2 separate regions of the Homo sapiens genome follow, and region 1 is linked to region 2. Evidence: chromatin contacts called from ENCODE Hi-C or POLR2A ChIA-PET data. All regions are on one chromosome and are shown on one strand. Each heading gives the region's core, a stretch centred on a gene start or an enhancer-like site at or near the end of the contact. The rest is flanking DNA. Distances are from core to core; before and after follow the strand shown.

The links. A loop is a pair of places that touch in the nucleus more often than their neighbours do. ChIA-PET counts read pairs that join two places held with the same protein, here RNA polymerase II (POLR2A). Pooled maps may share reads with other maps.
Region 1: a loop to region 2 is called in a map of K562, with 10 times the contacts of the local background. The contact joins the promoter of SLC27A4 here to the promoter of FBXW2 in region 2. A Hi-C loop is called at or near these places in 2 of 168 maps with a recorded cell type or tissue (both K562) and 1 of 50 pooled maps. POLR2A ChIA-PET finds 5 or more read pairs at or near these places in 1 of 52 experiments (K562).

Annotation. Positions count from the first base shown.
Region 1 is chr9:128,339,184-128,342,268 of GRCh38, reverse strand. SLC27A4 (solute carrier family 27 member 4) reads right to left here and starts at 1,742. Exons shown (of 13, transcript NM_005094.4): 1 at 1,431-1,742. TRR-TCT3-1 (tRNA-Arg (anticodon TCT) 3-1) reads left to right here and starts at 2,103; the gene lies at 2,103-2,193. It also overlaps the pseudogene TMSB4XP4. RefSeq lists an enhancer at 400-579 and silencers at 1,216-1,615, 1,686-2,095, 1,724-2,365.
Region 2 is chr9:120,791,967-120,795,070 of GRCh38, reverse strand. FBXW2 (F-box and WD repeat domain containing 2) reads left to right here and starts at 1,655. Exons shown (of 8, transcript NM_012164.4): 1 at 1,655-1,717; 2 at 1,814-1,922. B3GALT9 (beta-1,3-galactosyltransferase 9) reads right to left here and starts at 1,604. Exons shown (of 3, transcript NM_001386823.1): 1 at 1,149-1,604. RefSeq lists enhancers at 642-731, 1,162-1,261, 1,324-1,954.

The DNA.
Region 1 (3,085 bases), core at 493-2,992, 7.5 Mb before region 2:
ATTTCTCAATCTCAGCCATATCGGGTTTGTCAGACATGGTTGCGGAGGAAAAGCGGAGCGAGGCATGCGAGAACGAGCGAAGTCTGGTCTGCGCAGTGGCCACCACCGAGTTGTCCTGAGACGTGTTCTAAGAGGCTTTTCTAGCCAAAACATGACAGTTCACTCTTCTGACATCCAGGGTCCCTAAAACCGGATGGCCTGGGGGTGGGTACTGACTTAAGAGCCTCTGGCTCGCTGGCAGTGGTGGCTCACACCTGTAATCCCAGCACTTTGGGAGGCCGAGGCAGGCGGATCATGACGTCAGGAGTTCGAGACCACCCTGACCAAGATGGTGAAACCCTGTCTCTACTAAAAATACAAAAATTAGCCAGGCATGGTGGCACACACCTGTAACCCCAGCTACTCAGGAGGCTGAGGCAGAAGAATTGCTTGAACCCGGGAGGCGGAGGTTCCATTGAGCCGAGATTGTGCCACTGCACTCCAGCCTGGGAGACAGAGCGAGACTCCGTCTCAAAAAAAGAAAAAAAAAGTCTCTGGCTCGACTCCCCACCCAGAACCCAGGGAGGTTCTGTGGATGACCAGGCCAAGTCAAAGGGGCAGCTCCCTGGAAAAGGAGCCCTGCTTGGTCCCTGCCCATAGACTCAGGTATCGCAGTGCGTCTGTTGGTCTATAGAGGGCGACCCAGAAAACGAGTTAGAGCCTGGAAGTGCTTGAAAGGTGACCGCCCAGGGGGCAAAGCTGATTGAGGGAGGCGAGGAGGACCTTGAAGACACCACCACCCATCACACAGACACACACAGCCACTCGGATGAATCTTTGGGGTCTAGGGCTTAGGGGAAGGCGAATGACTTGACTGTGCTTCAGGGGCTGGGTTGAGCTAGGACTCTTGGGTTCTATTCCTGGAGCTTTGAGGACTCGATCAAGGGGACATCTGATGGGACTGTTTTTCTCCGAGTTTTCCTGTTCTTGGGAGTAGATGAAGGTCACAAATGTGAAATGGCCTGAGAGCCTCCAAGCCAGGAAAAGGGAATGGTCTGGACCACAAGAAGCCCTGGGAGACCATCTCCCCCTCCCCCTCGCGAAAAGCAAAAGCCGGGGGCGGGGGAACTGAACCAGAGTCCTCAACCCCAACGCCAGGGTCCAGGGTCCTCAGATCTCTGGCCTCCCATAGCCCGCCATAGCAGAGGGGCAGGAACCTGTCCTGGAAGGCTGGGGCAAGAAGAGGCCAGAAGAGGGTGACTAGTTCCCTCGGGCCCCTGTCCCGGGTCACGCGTGCCGCCCTCGCCCCTAGACAGCAAGGTAACAGTGCGTCTGTCGGGGAAATAGCGCCGCAGGGCGCGCCCCCCACCTGGGGTCCGCACCGCCACCTCGCCCGACTCGGCCTGGCACATGTCCCCACCCGGGAACCCACCAGCCCGGTCTATGCTCACCCGGCGTCGGCTCCGCCGCGCGGCGCCCCGTCCAGATGCGGCCCGGTTGCAGCAGCGTAGACAGCGTGAGGGGCATTAGCCGCCCCTGGACGCACGGAGCCGGGTCTCAGCAGGGTTTAGCCGGCTCTGCGCCCTGCATGGCCCGGCCGCCCCGCCAGCCCCGCCCGCCGCCCGGCCCCGCCCGCCGCGCTCCTACCCCGCCCGCCTCCCGCACCCCAAACCTGCTGTGCCAGGCCGCAGCACCGCCTGCCGCACCTTCCCCGAAGCCGGCAAGCCACAGAGCCGGCGGCGCAGCGCAGCCCCAGCGCGCCTGACGCCGCTCGGCCCCAGCCCGCCCTGCTCGCGCAACGGCTTCGGGCGGCGCCGCCGCGCGGCACGCTGGGAGTTGTAGTCCACGCCGCGCGGCCCCACCCAGCCGAGGAGACCCCCGAGTCCGCGAGGAGACAGGCGGGCTTCACCCCGGCCCTTCCTCCCTGCCGACCCCGGCCCTTGCCCCCTGCTGTCCCCAGCGCCCGGATGTAGGAAGAGCACCCCAGTCCACACCACAGCCGAAAACCCGGAGCACGCTCTCGGGCCCCGGCCGAGTTCAGCAAACACCCAGCACCACACCTAGAAGCTCGCTAAGAGGGCGGTTTCAGGCAGAGGTGAGCGGGGCGGCCGGGTTCCGCAGCCGGCTCTGTGGCGCAATGGATAGCGCATTGGACTTCTAGCTGAGCCTAGTGTGGTCATTCAAAGGTTGTGGGTTCGAGTCCCACCAGAGTCGAATTTTGATGGCTCCTACTCCCTGACTTTCACCTGCGTGTTTTAAGGACTCCAGGACCTATCTAACAAATAAGGTTCAGAACGAAAATCATAAGTCACACCCAACTTTGCTGCGACACAGCCATAAACCTGGTGTCTAGGTGACTACGAGAAATCCTTTCTCGTACCATGGTGTCTTGTGAGCAGCCTGGCACACCTGTTGGCACAAAGGACACGGATTTGGAGGCCCTTAGTTAACTTCACCATCTATGATCTCTGGTCCCTGCAACAAATCAGTTAACCTATATTTGTCATGCCACCCTTATTTGTCATGCCACCTCCAGAGCCATAGGCGAGTGGCCAGATTCTCGGCCCTGTTGGGACTCTTGGCCTCTGAAAAATTGGTTTCTTGTTAAGTAACCATGTTGGGCATCCACAGTTGCCACTTGTCCTTAAACATTAATAGATCCCTGGGAGGCTGAGGCAGGAGAATTGCTTGAACCTGGGAGGCGGAAGTCGCAGTAAGCCGAGGTTGCGCCACTGCACTCCAGCCTGGGCGACAGAGCAAGTCTCCATCTCAAAAAAAAAAAAAAAAAAAAAAAAAAAAAAGATTCTGGGACTGGCGTGGTGGCTCAAGCTTGTAATCCCAGCACTTTTGGAGGCTGAGGCAGGAGGATCACTTCAGCCAGGAGTTCAAGACCAGCCTGGGCAACATAGTGAGACTCTGCCTCTACAGGAAAAAAAAAAAAATTAGCCAGGTAGCTCTTGCTTGTACTCCCAGCTACTCAGGAAGATGAGGTGGGAGGATTGCTTGAGCTCTGGAACTTGGGGCTGCAGTGAGCTGTGATTGCACCACTAAACTCCACCCTGGGCAACAAAGTAAGACCGTGTCTCAAAAAATAAAAATAAGCTGG
Region 2 (3,104 bases), core at 406-2,905:
CACCCCACATAATCAATTTTTATTTCCCATGTTTCAAGTACCCTAAATGAAGTCAGGATGCTTGGAACCTTGGCCATGCTCTACCATCTACTGGATATGTGTCTCTCTTATTGTCTATATTATTGGACTGTGCTATCAAGCATGGTAGCCATTAGCCTCATGTGGCTATTAAATTAAAATTAAATAAAATTAAGAATTTAGTTCATTTACATCAGGTACTTTTCAAATGTTCAGTAGCCACAAGAGACTAGTGACTGCCTTATTGGACAGCACCAACAGAACAACTCCATCACTGGCAAAAAGCTTATTGGACAGTGTTGGTATAAGATGTATGTGAATGTGCGTGTATGCATGTATGGCTTAGGAACCCTTACAGAGAAACAAGGATAACTTGTGCGCTGGGCATTGTGGTTCACCCCTGTAATCCCAGCACTTTTTGGGAGGCCCAGGCAGGTGGATCACTTGAGCCTAGGAGTTCAAGACCAGCCTGGGTAACATAGCGAAACCCTGACTCTACAAAAATACACACACACACACACACACACACACACACACACACACACAACTAGCTGGGCATGGTGACACGCGCCTGTGGTCCCTTCTACTCAGGAGGCTGAGGTGGGAGGATCGCTTGAGCCTGGAGAAGTCGAGGCTGCAGTGAGCCAAGATCGTGTCACTGTACTCCAGCCTGGGCGACAGAGTGATACGTTGCCTCAAAAAAAAAAAAAGGATAACTTGTGCTCTGAAGTCGGTTTGGGTTGAAATCCTATGACAGCCATTTACTATGACCTTAGGCAAGATGCCTAAACCTCTTTTGATTTCAGTTTCCCCATCTCTAAAAAGGGGCCTAATAATAGTTACTAGCTTGTGGGGTTGTTGTGGGAACTGAGTGAGATGGTACACAAAAAATGTTGAGAAAGAGTGCGTGGGATTTTTTAGCTCAGTTTTAGTTCTTGACGCCAAAAGGTTTGCATGCTTCATTTCCTTCAATCCTCAGAGCCTTCGGATGGGGACCTCACTATAATTGCTATGCAGATGAAGCAAAGTCTGAGAGGTTAAGTAACCGGGCCACAGCCAGAGTGTAAACGTTGTGATTCATTCAAATCTACATCACTTGACTGTCTCTTTTCATTCAACAACCTCCTTACCTTGCTTTATTTTTCTCCTTTGCACGAGCCTTAGTTTATCTGTCTTCCTCCTCCTAATAGATGTAAGGCCCAGGCGGTCAGGGGCTTTTGCGTTTTTTGTTCACTAACCCTATCCCCTAGAACAGCGTTCGGGATAAAGAGGTGCCCAACAGGTTGTATGAATTTGGACACGTCTCTTAACTTCTCTAAGCCACAGCTCCCTCTCCTCCGTAAAATGAGGATAATAAGAAAAACTACTGCAGAGCTGGTGCAAGATCAGATTGGAGGAGGGACATAAGCGCGCTGTGCAAACCTGGATGTACGGTACGAAAGGAACCTCCGTTCTAGGTTGCACCCAGCCTAAGCACCGTGAGGGCCGCGCGGCACGCGTTCAGCTTCCCGGGACGCTCTTCTCCCCACCCCTACTCCCGGCCTCCAGCCTCCCACCACCCACCTCCGGGCGGGGACCGGAAGTGCAGCCGCTTCCGCCGGGAGCCGCGGAGCTGAGGGACGCGCGGAGATGACGCAGGCAGCACCGGAAGCCGCTCCCCTGTGAGGCTGCGGACCGGGAGCAGCGGCCGCAGGTCCGGGTCTGTATGCGAGGCGGGGCCGGTCGGGGAGGGGACTCTTAGGCGCCCGCGGCTCTGCTGACCCGCCGCGCCTTGGCTGTTTTTCTTTCCCTGCAGGCGCCATGGCTGCGGAGCGGACCCGGCCGCTGCAAGGCTCTGGCGGTCCGAGCGTGCCTAGTAGCTGTGAACCCGGCGCGAGGTCCCGGGCCCCGGGGCGCTCGCTCAGGTCAGTGCCGCGCGGAACACGATTCCGAGAGCAAGGGACCTGGGAGCAACGAATGGGTTGATGGGATCTGGATTTTAGAGACGGGAAAACAGGGTTTTGGAGTTACTGCCTCCTACTGCCTCCATTTCCTTAGCTGCGAAATGAGTTAACAGTGATGTCCCAGGGCTACCAAACGTTTGAAAGACGATGAAGTGTGATGAGGTGGTTTATGAAGTACAAAGCGCTATACTGCGCCATAATTGTGGGTATGCCATGAAAACAGGTGTGTATGTGGGGTGCTGCTTGAAGTAAAGCAAAGATAACAATATTAATGCTAAGTAATAATGGTAACTGACATTTACTGTAGGCTTACAGCGTGCCGAGTACTGTGCTAAACGCTTTACTTGCACTGTCTTGTTTAACCCTCATAAAAACCCTTGTAGGTAATGCTCTTGGCTGTATTTTACAAGTGAGGAAACAGGGCATGAGACAGGTGAAGTGATTTGCCCAAGGTCACCCAGCAACAAGTGGAGTTGCAGAACACATATTTTATAAACATTATTTGTATTCTTTCAAAGCTTTAAAAAAATTCACCTTAAAACTAAAGGCTATTTTTTGATAGTATATTATACTTAACATGGTTTTCAGTTTTAAAAGGTATACAATAAAAAGGGACCCCTCATTCCTATTCTGCAGCTCTCCAGTTCTCTCTGGAGGCAACCAGGGTTATCAGTTTCTTGAATATTCAGAATACATTTTATGCATATGTAAGTTTATAGGTGTGTATACATTTTCAGCGCCTCTGTGCTCTTTGTTTGATAAGAAAAGGGGGAAATGAAGCCTCCTTCCCTCTACCACTAACAATTATGTTGCTTTCACTCTTGACTAGGCCAGGTTCTGATAGAGGAGGAGGGGAAAACACATTTACACTGTTTTCCAGAAGGTCCTGTCTCTAATACCTCTGAGTATAGGTTTTGGGAGAATGGGTACTGGGCAAAATATTGAGCCTGCTACTTCCTGTGCCATTCTGGGAAGGCCACTCCACTTCTTGAGCCGTAAATTTCCTCATTAATGTTAGTTAAGGGCGGCATTACTGATACCTTCCATGAGGTTATGAAGATGAAATGAGATAATGTTTACCAGTGGTACTTTTTCTTTAAAACCAATATAAATATGTGAGTTGCCTAGGTAACATAGGGAGTT